Regions from separate parts of the Mus musculus genome. Here region 1 is linked to region 2. Evidence: chromatin contacts called from ENCODE Hi-C or POLR2A ChIA-PET data. All regions are on one chromosome and are shown on one strand. The core of a region is the stretch at or near the end of the contact, and the rest is flanking DNA. Distances in the headings are between cores, read along the strand shown.

Region 1 (4,611 bases), core at 1,801-4,300, 67 kb after region 2:
GACCTTCCCTTTGGCGGAGCTGAGACCTGCAGTACCCTAGCTGACCCAGGAGGCGTTCGTGCTGGGCTGTCTCCTAAAGGATTCTGCAGAAGCCTGGTCGGGACCAGGACAGGGTGGATGGTCGTGGCTTCCCCAGAAGTCAGAGGGGCGTCTTGAGGCTTGGTCAAACGGACTGAACACCTAACTCTTCCTTCTCGGTCTGTTACCCGGCTGAGGTGGGACTCAGTACGGTGTTTCTTCTTAGGGCGCTGGGGGTGGGACACTAGACGTATCAAGCTGGGGGTCTGGGGGGAGCCAAACCCAACCTCTCCCTAGAGCCTGCCTTTGAACCTTTCCCGCCCTCAGCCTGCGATGGCAGAGCTCCACAGACCCTGTCTTTTCTGGAGATCTGAGGGAGGGGGAGAGAAGGGGTAAGGCTGGGTGGGAAAGAGGGGTGGGGATTGGAAGGACAGTGAGAGACACCAGATGAATAGGGAACTGGGGAGGTAGCAAGGCAAGACTGAAGTGGAGACACACTAGACTGAAAGACGAGGGAAGTGCGGGAGAAACAGAAGGAGGAGGCTAGAAAGGAAGGGAGGAGGGAGGAGGAGGGAAAGGGGTGGAACCAGGAGCGAGGAGAGGGAGCAGGCGGCTGGAGCTGGGCGGGCGTGGGGCGAGGCCAGGCGTGCAGGCTGGAGCGGTGTGCAGAGAGACGCGGCTGGGTCCCGCTCCCGCCTCGGAGCCCCTGGCCCGGGGGAGGGAGAGAGGCCGCTAACCCGGTCTATGTCTTTTTCTGACTCCAGTGCAACCTTCCTGCTGAACGAGGTAACCTCCGGGGCCCCCTCCCAAGAAGGGTGGGAGAAAAGCTCCCGCATTTGGGGGAAACTGCAGCATGGGGCGGGAGCGAAAACAGGAGTTGAGAGCTCTGGATAATAGAGGAAGGGAAGGCTGGAACTGGCGCCTCCTGCAAAACATGCAGAGAGGTCTGACTGGGGAGCTGAGGAAGGGGCGCTATTGAAAGGAGGGCCGTGCCAGGCTCCCTCAGTGACCCTCTCTGAGTTCCCGGGGAGGGGGCAACCTAATAGCTGGAATGTGAGGGGCCTCCACCTGGAGTAGAACTCCCAGTTCCTGCCTCAGTTTCCCCACTTGCTGCCCAGTTAGTTTTCTAGAGGTTCTCCGCTTCCACACCTGGTCTTTTAAGGCTTTCCTCTTTGATCTTGCTTCCACAGCTGGATTAGCAGGAGAACTGGCATAGGCAGGTGTGGCTCTAGTGAGAAAGGAAGTGGACATTCTGTGGCAGCTCAGAGGTATAGGAGGAGAGAGGGGAGATCAAGTGCCTGCAGGACCCAGGGGATGCCTGTAGGTATGAGGAACTGGAACCCATCTCCAGGAGGAGGTGGTTGGCATGGCAACGAATTTCTCAGAGGCCGACTTAGACACCATTGTCCCAGCTGGGGATGAGGACAACAAGGTCCCCGTGAGGCTGATAGCAAATCTGCTGCCTAACAGTCCAGGGATCCCCATGGGTGGGTGGACAGTCCCAAAATTAGAGAGGCCAGGGGAGGAGATTCCAGACGGGACCCTCTTCCAGGAGAAGAGAGCCAGAAGGGTCTTACTCTTTGACACTTCTCCACCCTCTGGGAGGAGAGAGGGGACTAAGGAGACAAAGGAAAAGGATGGTACAGGACAAGGCAGTACTTGGGGACACAGAAGATATCGAACTAACCCTCAAACACACTGGGTTGGAGCAGTGGAAGCTGCCTCCCCCAGTTGCAGCTGGTGCCCTCAGACACAAGGGCTCCAATAAAGTTGCCTGCCGGTCCTTCAGTCAGGAGACAGACTAGGGTGTCATTAGATGAGCCCCCCCCCCCATCTTTTTCTTACCGAGGGAACAGGAAGATAAGATATAGGTGGGAAGCCAGTTGGCTTGGGTGGGTGGTCTTCCTCTCCTTTCTACCGCACAGAACCTTCTATAGATCTCTTGAACCCTTCCCAATTGTAACCGGAAGGGTGGGCAAGTGTCCTGAACTTACACCCTCCGGGGTTTCAGGAGCTAGAAGTGGCAAAGGGCTGAGTTGAGAAAGCGAGACACCAAGCACGGCTGGTGTCTGCCTCACATCCTCTTGGGATGCCCAAGCAGGAGGTTAAAATGCAAAAGGAAAATTTTGGTCGGGGGGGGGGGGGGAGGGATGTAAAAAGGGAGCGAGCTCAAATGATGACAGCTTTTAGAAGATCTCTTCAGAGATTGCGACTCTTTCCTCGAATGGCGGGGTGGGGGTGGAGGGCGCTGACTGGTGCTGGATGATTAGAACCAGCATCCTGCACACCGTACGTAATTCTGGTCTTTTGCAAAGCGGTAGGCTTTACCCTTCTTCCTTCCCAACCTCAGCGTCAGGATCGCACCTTTGCTCCACCCTTTAAGCTCACCTAAAACAGCCCCTTTCTGCCCCAGTTCCCGCGGATGCTTTGGCAATGTCTGGCACAATCCTTGGCAGGGAAGTGAAGAAGAGAATCTCCATCCCGGCTTAACTTGGATAAAATCTGCCCGTGCAACAGGTGTGGGGAGGCCTAGCCACCGTCCCCGAACTTCCCCCTTCTTAAGGGTCGGCCCTTTACCGCAGCCCGGAACGGAGAGGGCCGGGCACCTGTTGGGGCAGGAGCTGCTTTCATGGCACGGGTCTGGGAGCTCAAAACCATTTCTCCCTAGTACCACTGCGGGGTTTGCTTTGGGTGTCTCCAGGACTTGCAGAGAGCTGACATTGCCGGATCACCTGAGACCTCTTCCCCATCTGCTGTCCGTCCTCCTTTAGATCTCCATTTTCCTGTCTCCGCGTTCTCCCTGCCTCCAGTCCTCCTCTCTCTCCAGCCATCCTCCCCGCCGCCCGCACCCTCTCGATTCTCCACCGGGCTCGCGTCTGGTTGCGGCGTCTCTCCCCTTCCCCTCCCCCGCGCCAGCCCTTTGTTTCCCGGCGGAGCAGTTCCTGGGTTGCGAGAGTCCCTGTCTCTGCATCTCTCCTCGCCCCGCCTCCTCCCCGCCGGGATCCGCCCCGCCTGCAGCCTCTCCGCCCTTCTTCCCCGCCGCCCCGGCCCCGGAGGTGCCGGGGACCCACCTTCCCGACTCGCGTGCGCCCGGTTCCGCGGCCCCGGCGGGTCCCCCCTGGCTGCCGCGCCCCCGCCGCCCGCGTCTTCCCGGGAGGGGGTCAGGTGGGCGGGCACTATTGTTGTGGGAGCCGGCGGCAGATTCCTCAGCCGCGCTGGCGCGCTCGGGGTGGGACCGGCTGGGCTGGGGGGTGGGGAGGGGAGCGGTGATCTGAGCTGCGAGCAGCTGGTCTTCGCGGCTCGCTCCTTCCTTCGCGCTCGCGCTCTCCGCCGCCGCCGCCCGCAGGGCTGCGCGGCTCGGTGGCATCTCGGGCGCGGCCCGCCGTCCTCGCCCCCGGCGCCGCTCGCTCCCCCCACCCACCCCGGACTCCCCCATGTATGACGACTCCTACGTGCCCGGGTTTGAGGACTCGGAGGCGGTGAGTGCCCGCGGGGGAGGGTGGGGGGTGGGGGTGGGGGAGTTGGGATGACACCTCTCTCTCTTCAACCCTTCCCCCAGTTCTGCACTTTGAAAAACGCCTTGGCAGCGAGCGGGGCAGCGCGCGTAAGCCGGCGGGGGGCTCTCTAGGAAAGTGGGAAGATGGTCTCTCATAGCCAGGTATCCCAGGTACTCCGGTGTGTGCACAGGGACGCTGTAGGGGGAAGGCTCGAGCAGGTGGCCCCAAAGCTCAGGACATAGGAGGCTGAGGAGGGGAGGACAGAAGGCCCCGACACCGAGGTTTTTAGAGCGAACATGGAACATTTGGAGTTCCGTATCCTGGGTTCATGGGGTCTGAACACAACAGGGAAAGCTGAGCTCCGGGGGAGACACTCCGGACTTGTGCCTCAAGTAAATGACAAATTAGGGAGCTGGAAGAACATTAGCGACTCGCGTACCAGCCTCTGCAGACAGGAATTCTAGAACTTGGTCTCTTTTTCCTCTCTGCCCACCCCCCCTGCGCATGGCCTTGACTGCTCTCACTCACCACTGCCTCTAGCTCAGCTTCTTGGAAAGGCCACCAACCACAGGGGTGGGCCATCAGACTGTGTTCAGTCTAGCCCCCTGCAGAGGAGGGCCTGGAGGTGAGGCCAGGGGAGCTCAGGGGCATGGGGATGGGAAGGAAGCTCTTTGCTCCGAGAACCAGGCAACCAATAAATATTTAATTCTTCTCTTTGCTTTTATCTCCTGACCCACTGAGACAAATCAGCTCATTAGACAGTGATTCCCGGAGCTCAGAGAGCAGAAAGACTGCCTGGAAAGATGGGACAAGAGTTGGGGGGGGGGGTCAGTGTCAGAGCCTCATGGAGTCACCAGTCTCCCCTTAGACATCCCACTCGATATGGGAAAGGACCACTAACAGGGCTTGAAAGGGTCCCCTGACAGGATTAAATCGAGCCTTTTATCTCCGGCCCAGGAAAGAGGAGTGGTGAGCCTCAGAGCAGGCATGTGTCAGTCAGTTGATTCTGGGACCAGGCTCCTTCAGGACCCAATTTTCCATGGGGCTCTGGGGCTAATTACGTTGCAAGGGAGAGCAGAGAGGTGGTTCTGAAGGC
Region 2 (4,230 bases), core at 1,363-3,862:
CTCCAAGGAATTCAATGTCCTCACCTAGCCTCTGAGGGCACTCACACACTCTTACCATTCCCTAACCCAAACACAGGCAAAAATAAAGCCAAGTCCTTTTTTATCCTAAATTTGAAACATGTTTTCTTAAAGACTTTTAAAAATGTTGCAAAACCTAACTTACATTTGTCTTCTTACTCGGAAAGCTATATTTAAATCATGGTTTCTTTTCTAACTTTAAAATAACGAGCCCTAAATTCTAAAATTAAAATCATAGTTCAATAACAACGACCAATCATAAAGTAGGCAGCTACACTCAAACCCAAAGGGATTTCACCATAGAAAATTATACTTACATATCGATGAAACTGTGTAAAAGACTGAATCATGTAGAATCGGTGCATGTATACTATAGCAGTATTGATCGTCAGTTGTGAGCTGAAGTGCTCGAGTTAAGGTTCAGAAGCAGACAATATAATCTCCCCCCAAAGTAACAAATGGCCAAGCTAAACAGATGATCCCACAGGGGAGTAAAACTTAACTCTTCCAACCCAACAGCAGATTCGTTTCCTTCTCTAATGAAATTAACTGCCAATTGACAACATGTGCTCTACCTAACGGGTACTTAATATGAACTTACTGACTGAATAAACAAAACAAGTAGCAAGTTGTAAATCAGTACAAACAAAGCTGCATACGACCTCAGGCTTCCTGTCCTGTCACTTGCCTTCTGCAAAGACGATCCTTTAGCTCAGGACAACTTCATCACATTTACTTTTGGCCATAGCATGAGTATGGTGGTCAGAGGGCAACTTGCAGGAGTCGGTTATCTTCCCACCCGAGTCCCAGGGATGGAATTCAGGCTACCAGGCTTGACGAGAAGTGCCTTTACCCGCTGGGCCATTCTGTCAGGCCAAGAATAACTTTAAAATTTTAAAGTGTATCAGCATTTGCCTGATTCTATGTATGTGCACCAAGGGCATGTCTGGTGCCCACAGAGGTCAGAAGAGGGCATGAGATTACCCTACAACTGCAGCTATAGACGACTGTGGGCTGCCATATAGGCCCTGCCTAAACAGTAAGTGCTTGTAACTGCTGAGCCATCTCTCTAGCCCCACAAAAAATAACTTTTTAAGGATATTTACCAGGCCTTCCCTTACTAGGCTCTTGGAACTTTTCTCTCTCTCACCTTCTTAAACTTCAATAATTAAGTTTTCCAGTTCTACTTTCTTTTGGGGGGGGGCGTGGGGGAGGTGAGGAGGTGGGTGGGCAGTGTTCAAGGCAGGGTTTTTCTATGAATCCTTGACTGTCCTAAAACGTGCTGTGTAGACCAGGCTGGCATCAGAAGTAGAGATCTGCTCACCTCCCCATCCTGAGCAATGGGATTCAAGGTACGCACCACCACACCCTGCTTAGTTCTGATTCCTTCAGGAAATATTACATGACCTCTGAAGTATAAAACCTTTGAAACCATTTGATAGTCATCCACTGAAAATAAACCCCTGCCTTCCTTTGTACGGGTACCATTCCAACCTCCCCAAAACGTAAGAGTACTTATTCCCACAGACCTCAGCAACAGTCTGCATAGAAGTGACAATATGATGGCGGCAAGCTTAAACACACATTTAAAAGGTGCCGTAAACACAGACAGAAACTCAGAGAGGTTTGATCGTGCACTGACCAAATGCTTGGGAAACTGGATTTCAATAGGAGACAACTGGCAATAAAGAGAACACCTATACAACATACAACCTTCAGACTTAAAAACACTAGAGACCTAAACTCTGCACTTTTTTTTCTTTCTTGGAGACAGGGTCTTACATGGAAATTCTGGCCTGCTTCTACTTCTCCAAAGCTCAGATCAAAGGCACAGGACACCAGGCCTAGCCCTCAGCATCACTCTTAAATAAATGCTACATAAGTGGAAGTAAAATAAAAAAAAGAAAAAGAAAAAAAATATATATATATATGGACAACGGAAAGAACTTTAAAACTATTAGTTTTGCCACAAGACTGTATTTTCATAAGAAAAACTGGGAGGGGGGAAATCACTAAACTACATTACCTCTAAATTTTGAAACCTAATGAATAAACTATCACTAGTGCCCAAAGAAGCAAGGACTTAATATTCTGAAAACTACTTTAAGCATACCAACTTGTATATCCCCTCCCCCCAAACCTAAGTTGACATCTTTTTTTCCTCTTAAATTCCATGAAACAGCTACTAGAACGTTTGAATATCAAGCGTGGTGGCAGACATTGGGACATTTTGTTTTAAACGAGAATCTGACAGGTTAGCCAGCTAGTGAGAGAAACGGGCTTGGAACCAAAACTGGGGCAGCAATTCCAGACCACCTTCATAAGTCCTTTGCGTACAGAATTTCCCGAAACCCTTTTTATACACTTTGGGGAGGCAGAGTCGATAGCGAAACGTCCTAAACGGAGCCTTAGGTCACAGCAGAAAGAAGACTCTCAAAAGCCACTAAAACAGGGCAGAATCCAGAGGACGGGGGCTGGGAAGGAGCAGCGAAAACACAAAGACAGGAGAGGTACGAGTCGGCAGCCCGGCCGGTGGCACCGGTGAGCGAGCGGGAAATTGACTCCGCCTCACTTCCCTCGCGCGAACAGTGGCTCGGCCAGCGAGCGCCATTGTGGGTTCTCCCAACTTAGACGCCCAGCTCCTGCCACCACCCCACCCGCTTCTGTCCCCACCAGCGTCGCCGGCCCGGACGTCGAAGCATGGCCGGACGCACTCCGAGGCCGATGGCCTAGGCCGAAAGGATACACGTTCAGACGTTGTCCCATGTCCTGGAGGAGATTGGCCGCCTGCTGGCGGTAAGAGAGTTCTTTATCGGAGTCCACGCCAAAGCGACGCGACGGGCTGTTCTCCAGCTGCTCGCGAGTAAAATACCACCGCTTGTTGTTGTTCTTCCTCTCTCCCTCCATAGTGCTTCAACCAAGAGGCAGCGGCGGGGGCTGCGAGCACTTCCCAGCGTCACCGGAGCGGCGACACACATCCGCCGTGCCGAGACTACTGCGACGTGACGAACTTCCTCCAAGGGGCGACCACCGAGGTTGTGACACACTTCCGCCCAGAAAGCCGAAGATTCCAGCGCCGACTTCCGGAATGACCCCTCCGACACCCCGTAGACGAATCCACAGCCAGTCCGCGGCTAAGAACGGACCGGCGGCCGGGACGCAGGATCCGGTCGTGTGACCGCCAGGTGGGCGGGACTATCTGACGTCGTTCTTTAAAGGTCTCGTCTTTCCGCGCGAGAACTGCGGTAAGGGGGCCTCACCGGCGGGCCTCTAGTTAACGCTCGCTGCGCTTGGCTGGGTAGTTTCCGAGGACGTGCGTGATGGAGGCCCCTTTGTAACACCGGGCTTACGGAAAAAGTGGCAGGGGAAATAGGCGAGACTCTCAGAAAACCGAGAAAGGACGAGACAGTGAGTGGCCCTGCCCCGTGCAGAAACGCGAAAGCCACTAAAAGGTTCCTGGGTTCTTAGCTCCGGCATGGAGAACTCCGGCGCGTTTGGAAACCGCTCTCCTATTTTGTAGCAGCCTTTCCTCCCGTTTCACTGCGGCCAATCATCTGGAAGGAATAAAATCAACGCCACTGAGCTTCGTTTGAGTGTTTGGGGGGGGGGGGTAAAGGGGCCTTTTTTTAAAGATTTATTTATCTTCATTTATGTATATGAGTACTCTGTAGTGGTCTTTAGACAACAGAATTGGGCATCGGATCCCATTACAGATGGTTGTGAGACACCATGTGGTTGCTGAGAATTGAACTCAGGACCTCTGGAAGAGTAGTCAGTGCCCCTACCCGCTGAGCCATCTCTCCAGCCCCGGGTAAAGGGGTCTTTTTCTCTCTTTCCTTTCTTATTTTTGTCATCCCTGGAGCTCAGAGGGGCGTCGGGTTTTGCCCGAGTGCTGGGATTAAAGGCTTGCACCACCACCCCGCCACGCTCAAGGACACCACCGATCGTTTATCGTTTAGGTCTGGAGGCCTTTTTTCTTTTGCATTCTTTTCTCTTTGTCAGTGAAGGCGATAAGCTTGCAGGCTCAGATTCCAAACATCCAGTCAGGGAGGGCCCAAGGTTATGCAAGCTCCCCTGCGCGTCAGGTCAGTAGTTCTAGGAAACCCACCCCGTAGGGAAAGGTTATCAAGCGAAGGAGATCAGGAGATAATTTGTGTCCTGCATTGGGGAGGATTATCAGAAGAAGGAGATCAAGAGATAATTTGTGCTCTG

The links. A loop is a pair of places that touch in the nucleus more often than their neighbours do. ChIA-PET counts read pairs that join two places held with the same protein, here RNA polymerase II (POLR2A).
Region 1: a map of CH12.LX shows a loop between it and region 2 (2.5-fold over the local background). The contact joins the promoter of Cacnb3 here to the promoter of 9330020H09Rik in region 2. A Hi-C loop is called at or near these places in 1 of 37 maps with a recorded cell type or tissue (CH12.LX). POLR2A ChIA-PET finds 5 or more read pairs at or near these places in 2 of 5 experiments (Patski and embryonic stem cell).

The regions. Positions count from the first base shown.
Region 1 is chr15:98,631,717-98,636,327 of GRCm38, forward strand. Cacnb3 (calcium channel, voltage-dependent, beta 3 subunit) reads left to right here and starts at 3,051. Exons shown (of 13, transcript NM_007581.3): 1 at 3,051-3,497. The coding sequence starts at 3,453.
Region 2 is chr15:98,564,712-98,568,941 of GRCm38, forward strand. It overlaps 9330020H09Rik (RIKEN cDNA 9330020H09 gene), which reads left to right and starts at 2,613. Exons shown (of 2, transcript NR_028442.1): 1 at 2,613-2,814; 2 at 2,928-4,230. Ccnt1 (cyclin T1) reads right to left here and starts at 3,025. Exons shown (of 9, transcript NM_009833.2): 1 at 2,765-3,025; 2 at 336-417. The coding sequence starts at 2,925.